Regions from separate parts of the Homo sapiens genome. Here region 2 is linked to region 1. Evidence: chromatin loops called from intact Hi-C (ENCODE). Cell type or tissue: adrenal gland. All regions are shown on one strand. Links, peaks and the distances in the headings refer to the core of each region. The heading gives the core; the rest is flanking DNA.

The links. Peaks named below come from ENCODE experiments on the same cell type or tissue, not always from the same donor. Only the 100,000 strongest peaks of a DNase experiment are listed, where the experiment ranks them.
Region 2: it touches region 1 in a loop (5-fold over the local background); 1 of 110 quality-filtered maps calls a loop at or near these places.

What each region holds. Positions count from the first base shown.
Region 1 is chr20:12,352,892-12,363,570 of GRCh38, reverse strand. No RefSeq gene overlaps it. Among named protein-coding and RNA genes, the nearest start is that of BTBD3-AS1, 440 kb to the right of the region's middle. In adrenal gland, for the core only: no CTCF peak of the experiment used is centred there; no DNase peak of the experiment used is centred there.
Region 2 is chr20:12,410,666-12,421,344 of GRCh38, reverse strand. No RefSeq gene overlaps it. Among named protein-coding and RNA genes, the nearest start is that of BTBD3-AS1, 500 kb to the right of the region's middle. In adrenal gland, for the core only: no CTCF peak of the experiment used is centred there; a DNase peak (open chromatin) is centred at 6,134; H3K4me3 peaks cover 686 bases.

The DNA of each region.
Region 1 (10,679 bases), core at 1,438-9,437:
CGAGATGGTGCCATTGCACTCCAGCCTGGGCAACAAGAGCAAAACTCCATCTCAAAAAAAAAAAAAAAAAAAAAAAGGTTTCCTAATCTTTTCTGAATTGTAAGGTTTCTGCTGAGAAGTCTGCTGTTACTTTGATGGGCTTCCCTTTATAGGTAATATGGCCCTTTTCTCTAGCTGCCTTTAAGATTTTTTCTTTTGCACTGGCCTTGGGTAGTCTGACGACTATGTGCCTTGGTAATGGTTGTCATGGTTGTCTTGTAGAGTATCTTGCAGGAGGTCTCTGGATTTCTTATATCATGTAAACCTCTCTACCAAGACTGGGGATATTTTTCTAAACCATATCCTCAAATATATTTTCCAAGTGGCTTACTTTCTCTTCTTCTATATCAAGAAAGCCCTTTAACACTCCACTGTCAACATTACACAGATCAACGAGACAGAAAGTAAACAAGGGTCCCAGGAATTGAACTCAGCTCTACACCAAGCGGACCTAATAGACATCTACAGAACTCTCCACCCAAAATCAACAGAATATACATATTTTTCAGCACCACACCACACCTATTCCAAAATTGACCACATAGTTGGAAGTAAAGCTCTCCTCAGCAAATGTAAAAGAACAGCAATTATAACAAACTGTCTCTCAGGCCACAGTGCAATCAAACTAGAACTCAGGATTAAGAAACTCACTCAAAACCGCTCAACTACATGGAAACTGAACAACCTGCTCCTGAATGACTACTGGGTACATAACAAAATGAAGGCAGAAATAAAGATGTTCTTTGAAACCAAGGAGAACAAAGACACAACATACCAGAATCTCTGGGACACATTCAAAGCAGTGTGTAGAGGGAAATTTATAGCACTAAATGCCCACAAGAGAAAGCAGGAAAGATCCAAAATTGACACCCTAACATCACAATGAAAAGAACTAGAAAAGCAAGAGCAAACACATTCAAAAGCTAGCAGAAGGCAAGAAATAATTAAAATGAGAGCAGAACTGAAGGAAATAGAGACACAAAAAAACCCTTCAAAAAATTAATGAATCCAGGAGCTGGTTTTTTGAAAGGATCAACAAAATTGATAGACTGCTAGCAAGATTAATAAAGAAGAAAATAGAGATGAATCAAATAGATGCAATAAAAAATGATAAAGGGGATATCACCACCGATCCCACAGAAATACAAACTACCATCAGAGAATACTACAAACACCTCTATGCAAATAAACTAGAAAATCTAGAAGAAATGGATAAATTCCTCGACACATACACCCTCCCAAGACTAAACCAGGAAGAAGTTGAATCTCTGAATAGACCAATAACAGGCTCTGAAATTGTGGCAATAATCAATAGCTTACCAACCAAAAAGAGTCCAGGACCAGATGGATTCACAGCCGAATTCTACCAGAGGTACAAGGAGGAACTGGTACCATTCCTTCTGAAACTATTCCAATCAATAGAAAAAGAGGGAATCCTCCCTAACTCATTTTATGAGGCCAGCATCATTCTGATACCAAAGCCGGGCAGAGACACAACCAAAAAAGAGAATTTTAGACCAATATACTTGATGAACATTCATGCAAAAATCCTCAATAAAATACTGGCAAACTGAATCCAGCAGCACATCAAAAAGCTTTTCCACCATGATCAAGTGGGCTTCATCCCTGGGATGCAAGGCTGGTTCGATACATGCAAATCAATAAATGTAATCCAGTGTATAAATAGAACCAAAGACAAAAACCACATGATTATCTCAATAGATGCAGAAAAGGCCTTTGACAAAATTCAACAATCCTTCATGCTAAAAACTCTCAATAAATTAGATATTGATGGGACGTATCTCAAAATAATAAGAGCTATCTATGACAAACCCACAGCCAATATCATACTGAATGGGCAAAAACTGGAAGCATTCCCTTTGAAAACCGGCACAAGACAGGGATGCCCTCCCTCACCACTTCTATTCAACATAGTGTTGGAAGTTCTGGCCAGGGCAATTAGGCAGGAGAAGGAAATAAAGGGTATTCAATTAGGAAAAGAGGAAGTCAAATTGTCCCTGTTTGCAGATGACATGATTGTATATCTAGAAAACCCCATTGTCTCAGCCCAAAATCTCCTTAAGCTGATAAGCAACTTCAGCAAAGTCTCAGGATACAAAATCAATGTACAAAAATCACAAGCATTCTTATACACCAACAGACAAACAGAGAGCCAAATCATGAGTGAACTCCCATTCACAACTGCTTCAAAGAGAATAAAATACCTAGGAATCCAACTTACAAGGGATGTGAAGGACCTCTTCAAGGAGAACTACAAACCACTGCTCAATGAAATAAAAGAGGATACAAACAAATGGAAGAACATTCCATGCTCATGGGTAGGAAGAATCAATATCCTGAAAATGGCCATACTGCTCAAGGTAATTTATAGATTCAATGCCATCCCCATCAAGCTACCAATGCCTTTCTTCACAGAATTGGAAAAAACTACTTTAAAGTTCATATGGAACCAAAAAAGTGCCCCCATCGCCAAGTCAATCCTAAGGCAAAAGAACAAAGCTGGAGGCATCACACTACCTGACTTCAAACTATACTACAAGGCTACAGTAACCAAAACAGCATGGTACTGGTACCAAAACAGAGATATAGATCAATGGAACAGAACAGAGCCCTCAGAAATAACGCCGCATATCTACAACTATCTGATCTTTGACAAACCTGAGAAAAACGAGCAATGGGGAAAGGATTCCCTATTTAATAAATGGTGCTGGGAAAACTGGCTAGCCATATGTAGAAAGCTGAAACTGGATCCCTTCCTTACACCTTTTACAAAAATTAATTCAAGATGGATTAAAGACTTAAATATTAGACCTAAAACCATAAAAACCCTAGAAGAAAACCTAGGCATTACCATTCAGGACATAGGCATGGGCAAGGACTTCATGTCTAAAACACCAAAAGCAATGGCAACAAAAGCCAAAATTGACAAATGGGATCAAATTAAACTCAAGAGCTTCTGCACAGCAAAAGAAACTACCATCAGAGTGAACAGGCAACCTACAAAATGGGAGAAAATTTTCACAACATACTCATCTGACAAAGGGCTAATATCCAGAATCTACAATAAACTCAAACAAATTTACAAGGAAAAAACAAACAACCCCATCAAAAATTGGGCGAAGGACATGAACAGACACTTCTCAAAAGAAGACATTTTTGCAGCCAAAAAACACATGAAAAAATGCTTACCATCACTGGCCATCAGAGAAATGCAAATCAAAACCACAATGAGATATCATCTCACACCAGTTAGAATGGCAATCATTAAAAAGTCAGGAAACAACAGGTGCTGGAGAGGATGTGGAGAAATAGGAACACTTTTACACTGTTGGTGGGACTGTAAACTAGTTCAACCATTGTGGAAGTCAGTATGGCAATTCCTCAGGGATCTAGAACTAGAAATACCTTTTGACCTAGCCATCCCATTACTGGGTATATACCCAAAGGACTATAATCATGCTGCTATAAAGACACATGCACACGTATGTTTATTGCGGCACTATTCACAATAGCAAAGACTTGGAACCAACCCAAATGTCCAACAATGATAGACTGGATTAAGAAAATGTGGCACATATACACCATGGAATACTATGCAGCCATAAAAAATGATGAGTTCATGTCCTTTGTAGGGACATGGATGAAACTGGAAATCACCATTCTCAGTAAACTATCGCAAGAACAAAAAACCAAACACCGCATATTCCCACTCATAGGTGGGAATTGAACAATGAGAACAACACATGGACACAGGAAGGGGAACATCACACTCTGGAGATTGTTGTGGGGTGGGGGGAAGGGGGAGGGATAGCATTAGGAGATATACCTAATGTTAAATGACGAGTTAACGGGTGCAGCACACCAGCATGGCACATGTATACGTGTAACTAACCTGCACATTGTGCACATGTACCCTAAAACTTAAAGTATAATAATAATAAAAAAAATGATGCCAATAAATCATATATGTAGTCCCTTTACATAATCTCATATTTTGTAAAGGCTTTATTTTTTACATTATTTTTTTCTTTATTTCTTTTGACTTGGTTAATTTGAGGAACTAGTCTTCAAGCTGTGAAATTCTTTCTTCTACTTGGTCTAATCTGTTGTTAAGGCTTCCAACTGTATTTTGAAGCACTTGTAGTTAATGGGGAAATTTTTTAATTCCAGAAGTTATGTTTGGTTTTTTATTAATAACTGTGTTGTCTTTCAATACTCGTATCATTTTTCTGTTTTCTTTGTGTTGGATTTGAACTTCCTCTTGGATCTCATTGAGTTTCTTTGCCATTCAAATTCTGAATTCTGTGTCTGCCATTTCAGACATTTCATTCTGGTTAGGTTCCATTGCTTGGAAGCTAATGGGATCTTTTGGTGGTAATGAAACACTCTGGCTTTTTTAATTGCCAGCGTTCTTGCACTGATTCCTTCTCATCTGAGAGAGCTCATGTTTCCTTTTTTTTTTTAATTTTACTTTTGTTTGGATGGGACTTCTTGATTTTTTGCTCTTTCTTCCCTTGTAGATACAACTGTGGTGTATATTAAACATGACTAATTGGCTTAGTTTCTGGGTGCTTTCAGGGTGCCAACGCTCTGTATGGACTCCTTGGCTGCAGGCAGTTTCATGCAATGGCTTTCTCAGATGTTGCTTGTAGTAGCAATGTAATTTTGTTTGGTGGTGCAGTTCAAGCTGCAGTCCAGTAGTTGGCATTTAAGAGTAAGAGCTGGCAGGTAGGTGCAGAAGCAGAGGCAATAAAGAAGTATGAAAAGCATTTTCCTCAAGTATACATTCACCTTCAGTGGAGGTGGAACCACTATAGAATGCTTAGAATTGATCTCTTTCAGCCCATGCTTCCGAGCCCTGATGGGAAGAGCTACTACTGAGTCTTCAACAGTGCACTGAGGAGGGTGGAATGGGGGATGAGATGACCTCCTTTCCATGTCTGCTCCTGAGCTGTGATGGTGCTGCCTTCAGTGACTAGTGCCACGCCCACATTGCCTTTTACCCAAGGTGGCCTTTGGTCAGCTGCTCTTCCCCATCCCTTACGGGTGAACTGTGCTAAGGGTTAGAGCTCCGGTTCTGGGTATTTTCAGTGTCAAAGTGTCTGTATAAATTCCTTGGTTATAGGTAGCCTTTTTATGATGGTTTATCCAAATGCTGGTTATAGTAGTGATGTTCTGGGCATGTGAGCAGGCTCACTGCCTCCTGTGGGGCCAAATTGGCAGTGGTCAGGAAGTTTAACTTTCTCCAGTGTTATGTACTTGTGTCGGCAGAAATCCTAGAGTGCTGTGCCATTATTTCTCCAAGCCAGTAGGTGGCTCTTGTGGGTAAGAGCTGGCTACAGCCAATGTGGATGGGTATATACTTGATCCTTGCTTCCTGGTTAAAACTCTCTGGGAGCTCAGACCACTGTGGAATGCACAGCCCTGGAGAGTGGGAGCAAGATGGGTGGGGCCAGATCAAGCAGGCACACCTACAGGTCCCACAATATCAGGCACAAGCACTAGCTCCAAGGACAAGCTCACTGGGCAGCCACCAAGCGCCTAGAGGTGTGCCTAGACATGAAGCTGAGAAACCTCCTTTTCCCCAGTTTCCCAGCATGAAGAAGGGTGAGTGGCCTAACTCTCCCATCTAGGAGAGTGAATGCTCCAAGTGCCTAGAGAGCTGCCTGGGTATGGAACAGAAAGAGCCCCACTGCACCACAATCTCTTCACAAGAAGGGTGGGGTGGCTTCGGCAGCTTATCCAGGTGAACAGACACTCAGAATGCCTGGAAATCTACCTGGCCATGGAGCAGAGAGTGCCCCACTACACCACAATCTCTAGGGAGCAGGCTGGGGCACCTCATAATGACACATGCAGATTGGCTCTAGGTTGCCAAGTTGGCCTTGTCTGAAGATCTCATTGCCCAAAGAACCCACAGCTACAGCAACTCTCCTCCCACTCCAGACCTGCAATGGGGGAAAGCACAATTCTAGCACCTACTGCTGGGGTGCTTTCCACCCCTGCTGCTCAATTCCAGCTGTGGAAGCTCTATACTACTCTAGAGCAAGTGCTTCAATCTCTGGCCTGACACTAAAATGACTGTGAGGCCGTGTTGCCAAATTGCCAAAGAATGACTGACTTTGTATGAGCCTGGATTAAAAATGGCATCCTCGTCTCCAACCTGGGTCTGGGAAAATGATCGCAGCTTTTCCCGACGTCTTTCCCTCTCTGTGTCTCCAAGCCTCCATCCAAGTTAGCTCCAGGGACTTGGAAGAAATAATGTGCTCTCCCTTGGCCTGGGTTGCATGGATCTGCAGTGGAAAGGTGAGTCCCCTAGGTGGCTGTTTGCCCACTTCTCTTCCCCGGGATCTGCGGTGTCCTTTACTATTCTGGTAGATTCCCATTTTTCTTCTTGAATTAAAGCTCACAGAGTTCATCTTTATGTACTATTTTGCTATTTCCAAGTGGCTGAGGAAAGCTAAAGGCCTCTAATCCACCTTCTTGAAGTGGGGGGTGGGAAGAAATGTGTTTTCAAAGAGCTTACCATGGACTCAACTTTGCCAAGGAAAGAATCAATGAGTTTGAAGATATGTCAATGGAAACTTTGCAAGCCGAAATATAAAGAGGAAATTAAAAGTGGAAAAAACTTAGAACATCCAAGAGCTATAAAACAATTTCAAAATATGTAAAGATTAATCTGTTTATCTCTTCTGAATGCTTGACATTTAGTAAATTTAATGAAGTATATCTCATTATCGGTGATTCTCTATTCATTTTTTTATGAAATAAAACAAGCCCTTGAAAACATTTAAAAGGTCCTGGGCTTTTATTCTTCTTTCATCTGAGGAGATTTCTGCTGCTTCTATAGTATCATAGTCTTTGTATCTGTTTTATTTTTATTTCATTACATTTATCTCAAATTATTTTAATTTTTATGTCCTTTTCCTCTGCATCTTGGTGATTTTATCAAGCCTATTCTCTAAGTTATTATTTTTAACATATCTTAAGGGTCTCACTCAGGTTATTTTTCCTTCAATATTTTTTCTTAGTTCTGCTGGCTCTGTTTACTTGTTTTTTCATTGTGATCACTAAGTTTTCTTTTGTTTCCTGGGGTAGATTTTTCTTCAGGATCCATTCTTCATCTTTTCATGTGTGTGCTACATTGTTTCCTTGTGTGAGTATGTGTGTATGTGAGGTGGTGGAATAAACTCAGAGCCATCACTTTTTTTCCTTCTTGGGTCCCATGTTGTTTATTCCTATTGGCTTATACCAGAGATTATTCCATGGAGTCTTCTATTTGCTTCCACATACTGAAATAGACTTTCCTTAACTTCTTCCCTTTTTACCTAATTAATATCTGAATCCCCACCCTCAACTTTTTCAACAAAGACTCAAAGTCTTTGCATTGTTTATTTTTATTTATTTATTTATTTTTTGGTGAGTTTTTAGCTGCCTCAGTTGGCTGATATTTAGAGTTGATTTGGGGCAGCTGCTGTAAGAAAATGTTTGGTTTTTTACTCCAGTCTTTTTTTTTTTAATTCCTATATTGTGTCCATGCCAACAGGATGGAAGTGGCCAGTCTTGTGGGCTTTAAAATTGTGCATCAAAAAGGCCAGTCACTTTGATGTGAAAACGTTGCTGTGAAAACTTTTTGATTTTGTGGATCTATGCATTTTTTCTCACTTGCACTAAGATTTCTTGCATCCATTACTAGTATAAGTCATGCTTTTTCATAGACTATTTCTGTCTTCTTCTTCTATTCTGAATGACCAAAGAAAAATAGAAAAAATTTAGCAGCTTTTCTGGTTTATTTATATCCAAGATTTAGGTATATGACTCCACATGAGATAGGTATATTTATATTCTTCTAGCGTATCTGTATGTCCATTCACAAGGGTGTGTGTGTGTGTGTGTGTGTATGTGTGTGTGTTCTACGACTATTTTTTACTATTGCATGTTGTTTAACAAGAAAGCAATATTAGTTTAAAATAGAAAATTATTTTCACTCCTCCACTCCCTCAACATACTAGGACTATACAACCCACATCCTTTACCACTGGCTGTGCAGAATTTTCTAGCCCAGCATGTAGACTACACTTCTTCGCTCCATTGACTTTTGGCTGGACCATGTGACTTACTTTGGTAATGGTATGTGACCACATGTGATGTGAGCAAAAGTTTTAAATGTGTTTATGTGGTTTGGTTTGTTCTTTTTCATTTTGTTTTCATCTGCCAGGATAAGTGCATGTCCTATGTAGCCTTTTCCTCTTCAGTCTGGGTCCTAGAATAACACACATATGAAACTGGCACAAACCTGAGCTTAGCCAAGACACCTGGAGACCCATGAACAAGAAATACATACTGGTTTTTGGATTCAACTGAGATTTGGGGGTTGTTATGCAGCATTTTACAGTAGCAAGCTGACTAATAAGGAAATCATCTTCTTTAAATATCATCCAAATTATTCTGTGTCTTGTTTATAGTATGTGAAGACATTTAAGTTGAAATTACAGAGCTCTAGTCACTGAGCTCTGTAACTCATAGTTAAGTTTCCATTGAGGCCACACCTCCCACAGGCTGTTCTCAGCCAATGAGTGAGCACATCATGGATCATGCTAAGGTGGGTCCAATCTGAGAGACAGGGGGCTCCTCTGATGACAGACTTTAGCTCAAGAACACTGAATGGCTTTGCAGAAACTTCCTTAGACTGCAAAGTGCTCTAATGTTTTTGTCCCAACTTCCTTTATTCCAGCTTTCTCTTCTCATTAAATACACACTGCAGTCCGACAGCTCTCCCACCTTTTCTCAGTTCCTTCCGCATTTTTTCTCAGCGGAATATCCCACGAAACGCTCCCTTTGTGTTTAATCAGTTTCTTAAAAGACCTGGACTAGGACAATCTCTTATCTCTTCCTTACTCCAGACTTAGAAACAATGTTCTCTGGTGGGCATTTTAAAATCGTTGATATTCATAGATAGAAATTGTCTGTATTTTTAGCTTTTTTTTTTTTTCAGGCAAATTGAAAAAAAAGTATGAAACTTTCTCACATGTTCTGTCAGGGTTTGTTATTTAATATCTTGAGTTTTAAGCTGGACTTTTTAGAAAGAAATGGCATATTTTAAAATACAAACTGGCATCATAATAAAAAGAAAAGGCTGGATTTAAGAAACAGAGTCTGTCTACAAGATTCTGTAGGATAGCCACACACTTCATAGATTCTTAAACAGGCAAGATGAGCTTTCATTTTTGAAATTTAATTATAAATCTTAAACACACTGAGGCTTTGTGAACCCATTGTCCCTGAATTAGTTCATGAAATGACTGGGTTAATAGGACACAGTTGGAGCTTTGCAATTATATAGCTATGGCCTTGGTTTTATTTCCCTAAGGCCTGAGGAATTTAAAGTCTAGGAACATATTTTAAATAGATTAAGGGGTAGGGGTAGTATTTCATGTGCATATGTATAAAGTAGGCCAGTTGTGTATCCTTAACTTTCACAACAGTTTGCATAATGTATGGTTCAACAATTGTCTCCCATGTATTCAGTTGTGAACCTTACACCCTAACTAAAACCCACGTGGGACGTGGAACTGTCATTTCCTTGAAGCTATTAAATACTTATGAAAAATGGCTGATGCATTGAAGCCTGTTTCCAATTTGAGACTCACTAGGAGTGTCACATTCTCAGGAGCAGTTAATATCCTTTTTAGTGTCATATGTCCAAAAATAGCCTTAAAGCTAAACACTTGGGTCAAGATGAAGGTGGGTAGAAAGGACACATCTCTAAACAAATGAATTACCCAAAATGTCACTTGAGTTCTCTGTGGACAAATGAATCAGAGTTGTTTTGTATGGCACCACTCAGGCACCCACACACTCAAAAAACACCTGGCTGAGAAGCCACCAGTCCTTACTGATTGTTCTCATGGGTGAAATGGATCCACCGAAGACCTATTAAATCAGGCTTCTGGTAGGTGGCTATCAAGACTGCTATGAAGAAAAGAGTCCTTTGGAAAATGATTAAGCCATTGTTTCTGAATAGGAGAAACCTTAGTTGGAAAGGTAGGAGATATTTTAGAAAAGAAGGCCAATAACTTATAAGAAGTGAAAGACATCAAAATGAGTGTTTGCACCAACACCAAAACCTTGCAATAGGTGCTTTTCTCAAAAAAAGGGGTGTGTCCCTTTAGTCGGAATTCAAATGTGCATTTTCTTGCTTTACAGATGGAAAGAATTCCAATTCTCTATTTATTTTGTAATGCTTGGCATGTAAAGCTCTAGCTGGCTCAAGTAGTTCTGAAGAAAGGCAGGACAATGACACCTTGAAAGGTGGTGACAGTGCATCCACTCAAAAAGTAATTGCTCCTGGCTTCACGAACAGTAACTTCAAGATGGAAAATACATTTAGAATAGTAAATGCCAAGAATGCATCTAATCCAACTTATCCTTCCTTATCATTTTATGGAAGCAGGTAGGATAAAAATATGAGCCAAAAGTATTATCCATAATATCGAAACTTAGTGCTGGTTAAGTCTTCTATATTCTCTGTCTCTCCTTTCTCTCTGTTCCTTCTTCCCTCAATCCTTGGAGCAAACATTGTTCTAAATTTTATTTTTATCGTTCCCTGATATTTCAAA
Region 2 (10,679 bases), core at 1,332-9,331, 58 kb before region 1:
CATGAGACAGAGCACAGATGAGCAATTTTACCCCATACCTGTGGATGGTGTTCCTTTGGACTTAATGAAAACAAACTTGGCATCCACGTTGTGGAGTTGCCATATTTCTAAGGAGACCTGAAACTGATACCACACACAGGCCTTTTGAATCCACTACTCATATCAATGTTATCCTTATAAGCTATTATCAGTGTGAGAGCGAGCTAGTTGGAGTAGCCAAGAACAAATGCTTAGTGTCAATTAAATGAGGCATTCTTTTCCTTCAATAATCACAAGCAGAGATCCCAAGAGAACCTTGTGCTGAGCCTGATTTTGATTCTATCATATGGCTCCTCTCTATTAATTAGAGAAACTCATGAAGTGTACACTTTTTTGTTGTTGGCAGATCAACATCTGGACCCTCCAGCTCACAACTTTCCAAGTGCCAGTCCATTTCACAAAGCAACTCGGAACTTTCATGAAAAACAATCAATATAAATGCCCTGGCCATAAAGAAGAGTAGCCCTGGAGGGCCTCACTCAAGAGAATTAGAACATGAGGCCTACTTTAGTAAAGATAAGCAAGGTTATATTGCAGGAAACAAAACTTTCAGGGGCTCAGCACAATGCAAACTTATTTCCCACTTATCTTGAGTGGGCCATGAGTCAGGACCACTCTCCTTTCAGGCGGTATCAATCTTTTGGCCCCTGCATGTCAACCTCTGCTTCCATTATCATCGTCACAGGGAATGACAAAACTCAGTAGTCAAGCATCAGCAATTAAGTGCTGCAGGTACTACATCTGCACATATTTCACTGTCCAAACAAGTCTCATGGTCATGGCTAACTTGAAAGGGGCAATAAAATCACATCATCCCATGTGGCTAGAAAGGGAGAGAAACTTGAAATCATGCTGAACCATAATAATGGTAAAGGCAAAGTCTGAAATGAGTAAATGAAGACAGCCTGCATTTAAAGCCACAGGAAAAAAAATTCTAGAACAATACTATCTTAGAATCTACCATGAATCTATTTCTCAGATAACTTCAGTATTTGAATTAAGCATATTGATTCCACTGATTTGTTGATTCTGTTGAGGATATATCCCTATGATGTCCCTGGGAAGCGATGGGGCATTCCCAGTCATCTGGGATGTGCAGTTTCTAAATATTATCAATGGCGCCTCATTCATTTTACACAAATAAAACTCGATAGAAAAATATGCTCAAACGTTCTAAGTTTCTAAGGCTTTTCTCCAAGGGCATAGTACACTGTTAATAGTTTACATAATACTTTATTAAGAGTAATAGAAGGTCCCTTCCCTTGTCCTACTCAAGATTTTATAAAAGTTGGCCTTGGAGCACTCAGCAAATTTTGTCACCCTCATAATTCCTCCTCTGAGTGATACCTGAACATCCCATGTTATCTTAGTTCAAGGACAAGCAGCTAATAGGCATGAATTGATTCAATTTATTTAAAATGAGCTGCATGAGTGACCTGAATGGATGTGCTATTTATTGAAGGAGGGCCTCGCTGCATTTCTCTGCTCACAGAACTGCAGAGAACTGTTGTGGGGGCAGGAAGAAGGTGGGGAGAAAATGAGTTAATGCCATAGCCAACTATTCTGAAAAAGCTTCCTGATTTGAGACTGATAACATGGGGTGAGATCTGTCGAAGGATTTCAGTACACTGTGCAAAGGGGCACTAAAAAGAGGTCAGGCCAAAGCAATCAGTAGAATTTACTCAAACATCTGTAGCTTCTTAGGGCATTTAATGAAAATTTCCATATTAACATTTGGTTTTACCAGGATACTGCATAATTTTCTGCTCAATTTACCCCTGACAGTTTACAGACATAAAGGCATTCTTATCAAAATGACTTTCCATAATGTAGAAAGACATGGACATTTTATGATGTTCTTTGCAGGATAAGGGAGAGAGGATCAGAGAGGGAATAACTTTAAGGCAAGGAAACCAAAACCAGGCTCCTTTAAATATGTATCATACTTTTATTTTTTTTCATGAATTTTTAATATTCATCAAAAATGCATTAACCATTCTGTTTCACTTCAGCCTGGGGATCATTTACAAAATAGAGAGTGGTGTTCAGATCCAAACAGTGGAAAGTCTGTGCCTCAGCAACAGAAATTAATTGAGTTTAGGAAAGAAATCCATTAGTTCAGTTCTGAACTGAAGGTGTGGATTCAGGTTCTAGGAGTTTTCTTACCAAACAGTATTTAGAGGAAATTCAGGAATCACCTAAAGAATGGGGCATTGTGTCACTGACTCGAAATGAAGAACCCTGAGTTATTAGATTCATAGAGACTAAACAGTATTGATTTTTGATCACCAAGGAATTTATTTAAAAATATTACAAAGCCTTTGAAATGGGACCAGGAGTTGTCACTTGTACCTGCTTGAACTACACAGAGAGGCAAGATGTGAACCACATGCTCTGCCACTCTCTCTGAAGATAGAGCTCTATTCCTAATTCCTGGATGTAAAATATTTAGATGTGCTTCCCCAAGGAACCAGCCCATTGAGCTCTTTATTTCCCGAGTTGGGAAATCATGTATCTTAGGTGGAATCTATACTTTCCAGTGATTGTCCTTCCTCCCTCAAGTAGATCTGGTTCAATGTTATCTTTATTTATGAATACTTTAATTTGGGATAAGCCCGTGTTGGAGTTCCATCCACAGAAATTCTGATTTAATTGTTTTAGGGAGGGTCCTCAAAATTAGAGACTGAAGACATGCTATAATTTGTCAAGAAAACCAAAAATGTAGAAGTAATTGACAACTCAAAGAGACATCAAACAAACAAAACATCCTCCACACATACTGTTTACTAAAATGTAAAAAACAAGACACAAAAATTAGGCATGCCTTTAATTACTAGATGGTGTGAACAACATGAGAATCATTTAACCTTGATGGTCAGGACCTTCTTCTTCCAGTGATCCTGGAGGTCACCAAATGAGACCTGGTCACCACTTGGCCCACATAGAACAATATGTTACTGGTCAAAGTTAGGTAAAAGCCCTTTGCAGATCTTCAACTTCTAATATTAATCCATGGAGGAAGAAAAGAAGACTCAATTTTGGTTTAAGAAGAAAAGGCAAATAATGCTAAACTTGACAATATGAAGGCACATATATATCTGACAAAAAATGAAATAGAAAAGAAAGAAGGTCCAGTGGGCAGATGCAATGCTAATGTTGATGTAAATAGAGGTATGATAAATGCAAGAATACAGCAAAAACAATAAAACAAGCTCCATGGGAGATGTGGAGTAAAGTGAGGTAAATCCTCATTTTTCATAACAGTGAGTCAACAGACTTCATGTAAAGTTAATAAATCAATAAATAATAGATAAGTTATGTAAAGTTAAGAAGGTAACCAACAGAGGAAAAGAAAATAGTAAAAGGAGCTGGGCACAAGAGAAAGAAGAAATGTATTATAAGCTGTAAGTAAACTTTAAATTTTAAAGCCACATGCTTATAGTTTTTGAAAAAAGGAATAAAGAAAGAAGTAAAGAAATGATTAGGAAACATGCATTGTTTGATTTACAGCTCAGCCAAGAGCAGAGAACATCCGCTTATAACTATTACAGTGCAGACAGCAGGGGCTGGGGAGCAGGTTTTCATGAGCACCAGCCCACACTGGGGCTGCAGAAACAAGAAGGGGTCAGGGATGGGCAGGTGTAGACAGAAGGATCTGAGCCTGCAACCCTGGCTTCAACATTACACTTAAGAGCTTTGACCTTTCCCAGGAGGGCATTTGTGACACAAGGACTTAAAAACTGGGACACATATACCCAGAATTTACCTTGGCGCAGCTGTGTTCTGTTCAGGTTAATTCTACATAATCAAAAAGACATGAATCACACATGCAGATCAAGTAATTCATGTAATTAAAGAAAAATGAGCTAGGGATAAACAAGAGGGAGGGCCCTCCTAAGAGTGTAAACAAGAGTCCAATGTCATTGGTTCCACTGGATGGAAATTTCGGGGGATCACTCAGAAGATGAAAGCCAACAGAGAATGTGGAAGTCAGAAGCAGCTCAGGAACTTTCTAAAGATTTTTAACCTGGATAGAATGCGGGGTGGCATAAACTGGATGGAATGAATGAATGAATAAATGAATGAATGTATAAAAAAAAGCTAAATCTTTATTTTTACCAACTCCTATGTGAAATTTAGCCTTTCCTTCCACTATGAATAGAAGCAGCCAACTGTAAATGCACTAGCAATCGTGTGACATTGACACCCATAGAAATGGCAAGTAATTTCATCACACTATTGCTGTTGCTGTCTCAGAAGATGGTTTTTACTCGGTATTTCTTCTACATAATAGTAACTCTTAGACCTACCACTAGATCTTATTATTTAATGTGCTAACAAATAAGTGCACACGTTACACTAACTCAGATACATTTTTAAAAAATATGTTATTACTCTTTCAATAAAAGCAGTTTCTTTTGTAACCCTTTGTATTTTATTTTAAGCATTTAAAATTCATTCTGAGCAGAAGTCCATAGGCTTCACCAGACTTCCCAAGTGGCCCATGGCACAAAACGAGTTAAGAATCTTGAGTCCCATTGTATGTTTTATGATGCTGCATTAGGAAAATCACCACAAACTTTGCACCTCAAACACCGCAGTTTATTATCTCCTAGTTTCTGTGGGTCGGGAGTCAGGACACAGCTTACTTAGCTGGGTCTCTGCTCAGGGTCTCACAAGGCTGAAATAAATATATTGGCTGAGTCAGGGTTCTCATCTGGAGCTTAGGGTCCTCTTTCAAGTTTGTTCAGGACGTCTGCAGAATTTAGTTCCTTGTGACTGCAGTAGAACTGAGACTATAAGCCGCTAGAGGCTGCACACAAAATCTCTCCACATGAGGCCAGAGGAGCTGGCTTCTTTCTAACTTCTATTTTTGGCCTCTAAATCCTCTTAGAAGAGCTCAACTTACTAGATCAGCCCTCTCAACATAATTTTTTATTATTAACTAACATCAGCTGATTAGGCCCTTAATTGCCTCTGTGAAACGTCTTTACACTTGCCATACAACAGAATCAACAGTCTAATCATGAGAGAGATATCCCATTTGAGTCACAGTCCCTGAAGTGGTGGGGATTATGCAAAGCGTGTGCACCAGGAGTGGACACCTTGGGAGACATCTTAGCATTCTGCCTCCTATATCAACTATCTTATTAGAGGTGAGGACAAAGAAGCCCAGAAGTCTTCATATCAGGGCTGGAGGCACAGTAGGCTCTGCCCCAGGCCTCCCTTGCCAGTTTACCTTCATCCTAACAAAGGTTCTAATTCTAAACCAGATCTAGAGAAATGACTGTTCTCCACTGATACCTGATGATAGATTCCACCTAGATGCCAGTGCCTGGTATTCAGCCTCTGGTGATGTATTTGCTTATGTTGTTTCAGGCATTCTTTCAACAAATATAAATTGAGCTTCCCTGAGGAAGTGATACTAGAGCTACAATGTGCAGCAAATGTTGCAGTTTAGAAGATGGAGAGAAGGTGCTAGATTTGCAGAGGCTTGAGGCAGAAGTGATCAAAGTTACTGAGAGTAGGTGGTAGAGGCAGAGAAAGCCAGGGAAGGGTGGCTGGAATAAAGCTGGAGTTCTGCTACCCCAAGACAAATCAAACACCTCCATGAGATGGGATCTGGCCTTCATTTTGAAAAGAATATTTAGGTAGCCACATGTGGCTAGGTACTACATCTTGGACAATGCTGAGCTAGAAGCAATGCAATGGCAGCTTGGGTGAGTTAGGAGGTGATATGAAGGAGATGGTGGGGCTTTGAAGAAAGTTTAGTGGGTGAAGTAGGCAGGGCTTGGTCTGTGATTGGTGGTGGGAGCGAGGGAGGGGAGGCTGGCCAGGAGAGCTCCAAGGTTTTACCTAGCAGCTCACCTTAAGAATTTAACTCATTATGACACATGCTTTTTATTAGCTGGTATCAGCTGACAGATATCCCCTCTGAAGGGCACACTGACTTTAAGCTCATCGTGAACAGCCATATCAGCCACTGGGGAGGGTTGCAGCAGCCTGCAGACACAGAATGCTGGAGGAAGAGGGAGGCTGAAGGTTTAGAGACCTTCACAAGCAGAGTGGGATTTATACCTGCAGAGGCTGCCTATTTAACTGTTGAGGCTTCTACTTGGCTCTGGTCTGACTCCCAAAATATGCTGGGTAAATATTCAAGGGCACCGAGGGTGATTTTCAGTGGATTTGGTTTCTTAGCACTGTGATGACTCAGCAACTGAGACAGCCAGTTTCAGACAACAGAGGCAGAGCCGCAGAACTGGATAAGGATCTGACAGCTGGTGGGCTTGAGTGTGGTGACAGTATCCACACTCTCACAACAGGGAAACCTCCCATTCCTCCAAACTACTTGGGGATTCCAGAAAATAGTTTCAATGTTTCCTCCTCAGCAAATCTTCGACTAAAATTTTACTGTCATTGCTGCAGTAAAAACAAAACAAAACAAAAACAAACCAAAAAAAACAAAACCAAAAACAAAATACACCTAAATTCAGACTGGAAAAACTAACAGTACGATAACATTGAATCTCCACTAATGAACTGAGTCAGTGCATCCAACACTCCCATGTGTTAAATATTCTCTCTAAGTAGGGCAAGGCTCCTCCAAACTCTGCAACGTGCCCGATTCTCCCCAGCCTCAGCATTGCACCGGCAAGAACCAAACATGGTAAGTTGAAAATGATACCAATTTCTCTTTCATCAGTGGATGACACATCATTTAAAGCAGCTTCTGTCCTGATGGAATTGAAAAGGTGGTTCTAAATTTAGAATCTTTCCAAAAGATTTGAGATTTATAAGAGCCCAAATCGAGGACTGCGTTTTTTAGCAGCCTTCGTGGTGTGATCAGACTTGATTACCCACATTTTTTAAAGCTCACGCTCATTCTAAAATATAATGACTCTTTTTCAGAGCATCAAGCCATGGCTAAGCTCCCTGCTCATTAGAAATAGTTTGCTGAGTTTCGATTATCCTGGGGCATATGGGGAAAGGAGCCATTCAGCAGATAACTGACATCCTTAGCAGGGTCCTATTGAGGAGAAAGAGATGACAAGACTTGAGCAGTGGTTAAACAAGAGATGAAAAAAAAAAGTTTGGTATTGACAAGTATTAGGTGAATTTCAAGTTCTCAGCCTTTCCTGTCCCTTGGGCCCTGATAGCCATTTGACAAGATGATAGACACTCCCTCAGGCTAATGTCTTTAAATTCACAAAGGGAAATGCACAGAAGTACAAAGTAGAAACAAAATTATAGTGAAATTTACTAATCCAAATATCAAAAACATAAATTTATGATGCAGTAATGTTTGTGCTTCTTTATTAGTACAATAAATAATAAGAATCAGTGGAAAGTCTAATAATAACATTTTAAAGTCAGGTTTAGGGGAAGGACATTTTAAAATATTTGAAACAATTGTAATGTGTTTTTAAAATAACTGTGATTTCTACGATGTCAAAGACCTAGATATGGCCAATACTATTGCAGTTGTTTGCCTACATACATTATCAAAGGGAATGCTAAATTCCAATAAAATGAAGGTATTGTAACATTTTTTCTTACAAGTTCATGGTTCCTCTGGTCAACTACCCTATTTAAGTATCTGGACATTAGGTCCAGAACAATGAAAATTATCTGGTCACTGTCGATTAAATAATTCTAGTCAAGGTAACCCATTCTTCAGTTACATTGACTATATTAAACTGACAATGGCCCAACACCATTATCTTTTCCATAATTTCAAAGACTTTGAGAACAATGAAGGAGAATGGAATTTTCTGTAGAATTTTAAGGCCATACTAGTGAAAGTGTAGAGAACTCTAATTTTAATTCTGCCTCTATGGAGTCAAGAATATGCACAATATGCAAATATATTCAACTAGCTTTTGAATTAGCATATTGACCCAGGAGCATTGGCACTGGAAACAAAATAAAAATTAAAGCATAGCTTTTAAGCATCAGGAGTAAAAAGAATGTTGGCTTGCTGCCTAGAGCTCACAGTATACCTTCTACAATTTTGTCTATGACACAAGAACAGATTTGTTGCCCCCGACCCACTGTTGCTTGCCAAGTAAAGCCTCTTTTCTCCAAAGAGAAATCTGTAGCCAACTGCCTTATAAAGGTTTAGTTTATAGTTACCTCTTAGTGATTAAGTCCATTTCATCTTATTATACTTAAGAAACCCCCCACATGCAAAAACACAAATTGATAATTGCACTGAAAACAGAGCTTATCATCCTCATTGAAGAAGATACTTTGCTTTGGGAAATAATTTTCTGTAGCATTTTTAATTCCATCAACTCAATTAATGGCCATCTTGTGCCATGTACTCTACCAGGTGGTGCAGATGTAAGCATGAATATGAAAGATGTCTTGTCCTAGAGGGGCTGACTGACTCTTCACTGGAGACTCCTTGAAACGAGTTCACCTGTGTTCATTATTTTTTTAAAGTGCTTCAAGCTTGACAGAGAGGCTGCACTCATAGAAACAAAAACAAAAACAAAAACAACTTGAAGCTTTAGATGCCATTGTTAATTGAAGAAAGTGATCAGACATGAAGATAGAGCCCAGAAACGCAAGCAAGGCTATTTTCTCCTAAGGCAGCAGCAGTGATAGCAGACAGCAAAGATGACCCTCCAGGGTCATCTTTTGGGGACTGGGGTTTAGGAAAGGGACACAAAGGCTGCAAGGAAACGCTAAACAAAAAAGTGGAACAAGAATGAAGTTAAGAGGATGCTGGGCCTGCCTGCCTTCCTCATGGGACAGTGAGAGTCTACACCCTCAATGCATTTTGTCTGATTGGATTTCTTTTAGAATCTGGAGAAAGAATCACATTTTGCATCCAAACAAGGAAAGGCCAAACTGGCTTGCATAAAAAAAATCACAGAACGAAATATACAGGGGATCATGCCAGTGCGAGAAATGCACAGAACCATGGCATGGGGCTTTAGAACTCATTTTCTAACTTTCTGGAGGGCAGAGAGGTTTCAGAGAATGCCACAGTCTTAAGAAAGGCCAATGCATAAGCACTTTTTCAGGAACACCACTCTTGTGTAACACGAAGTGCACCTTGAAAGAAGATGTTAAATATGTGATCCCAGAGATAGACTCTGAACAAAAGTACTGAAACCATAGGATTAACAGTTGTGCAACAAGCCATGAAAGACTGAAAATGGTGTGTGAATGTGTATCTTCTATCATCACACTGTGAGGGTGTTTGGCTCATCGTGGGTTGGGAGTTAGCAACTTTCAGTAACACAAATTACCACCGTCTCAAGTTCTAGCCACAGTGAAATGGCTTGGTTAGGAGCACCTTCCAGGGGAAAAACCACCTGTGGGTTTCGTGCCCACGGCAATCTGGGGTAGAAGCTAGGATCTCAGTCTGTGGTCAGAGTCCCAGGTCTCTAGAACTTTAAAGAATATTGCAGTGATTGAGAGAAGGTGCTCATGGACTCAGAGAATCTCAAAATCATAGACAGGGGCACACTGGCCACCAACGTACCTGAATAACTCATAAGGTGGAAGGCAATGGGGACTGTGGCTGGAGGGAGACAGGAAGCCTGACCATATTGCGGGTTTTGTCTGCCAGATGCTCTGAGTTCCAAGTGCCAAAAAGACAAGGGATCTTCTATATAATGTTACGATGCACATACACTCACACAGATAAACACATACATACACACGCATACACACTAGCTTCTGACTTTTCTTTAAATATAGGAAATTCCAGTTAGACAGAGGAAACCAAAAACGTATGACAGAAGAAAATGATGAAGTGTTACGTGCCTTGCAAAGAAGAAAAAGAAAAAGCCATTTTAAGACCTGGAATTAGCATAAACAGAAGGCAAAGGGGGAGGGAATGTAAGAGCAGCAGCAGAGAAGAGAGTCGTGGAGAGCTGCTTCCCATCCCCTGCTGGTCTCCCCTCCAGACCTTTCCCATTCTTGGGGGGTATGTCTGAATGGGAGGAGACTAGGTAGCAGTGGCCTGGAAATGGAGCTGTAGAATTTGCTTGAAATTGCATGTTCCTAGCACAAACATCTTATTTAGATTTTATGTCTCAGATTGTCTTCATTCACATCTTCTAGAAACAGAGTCAGGGAGGTGGGCTCAGACAGTCTTCTGGTGACTGCAATTGGGATATATACCTGCAAAAGAGTGAGAAAGGTGGGACTGGGCAGACAGCAAAGCTGACCCCCCCACTGCACTAACAGCAAAGGCCTTAGACAACCCTGCCAGGAGCTCTAAGTCTACATTGGCTTTCTCAGTTGTCTGTTTGAGGCAAGGGGGCCAGGCCCTTGTGTTCTTGCATTAGTCAGCATTGCCTAGCTGCCCTAGAAGGAGACATAACTATGATGAGAGAGTCCCTTGAGGCCAAGGGTAATTTCAAGGTAGAGTCCCTGGTATGAGCAATCAACAACTGAAATTCCTGACAGTAGAGGGTAGAGGTATTTTCCTGAAGAGGGGATCTGGGCAGTGCCCCATCATATCCATTATGGAGATCAATAAAAATGGGAACATGCTGGTGGAGATTATAGAGGCCTAAATGCCCCTGTCTTTGTCAGTTTAGGCTGCTATAACAGTATACCCTAGGCTGGGTGGCTTAAACAACAGAGATTTATTCCTCACAATTCTAGAGTCTAGGGAG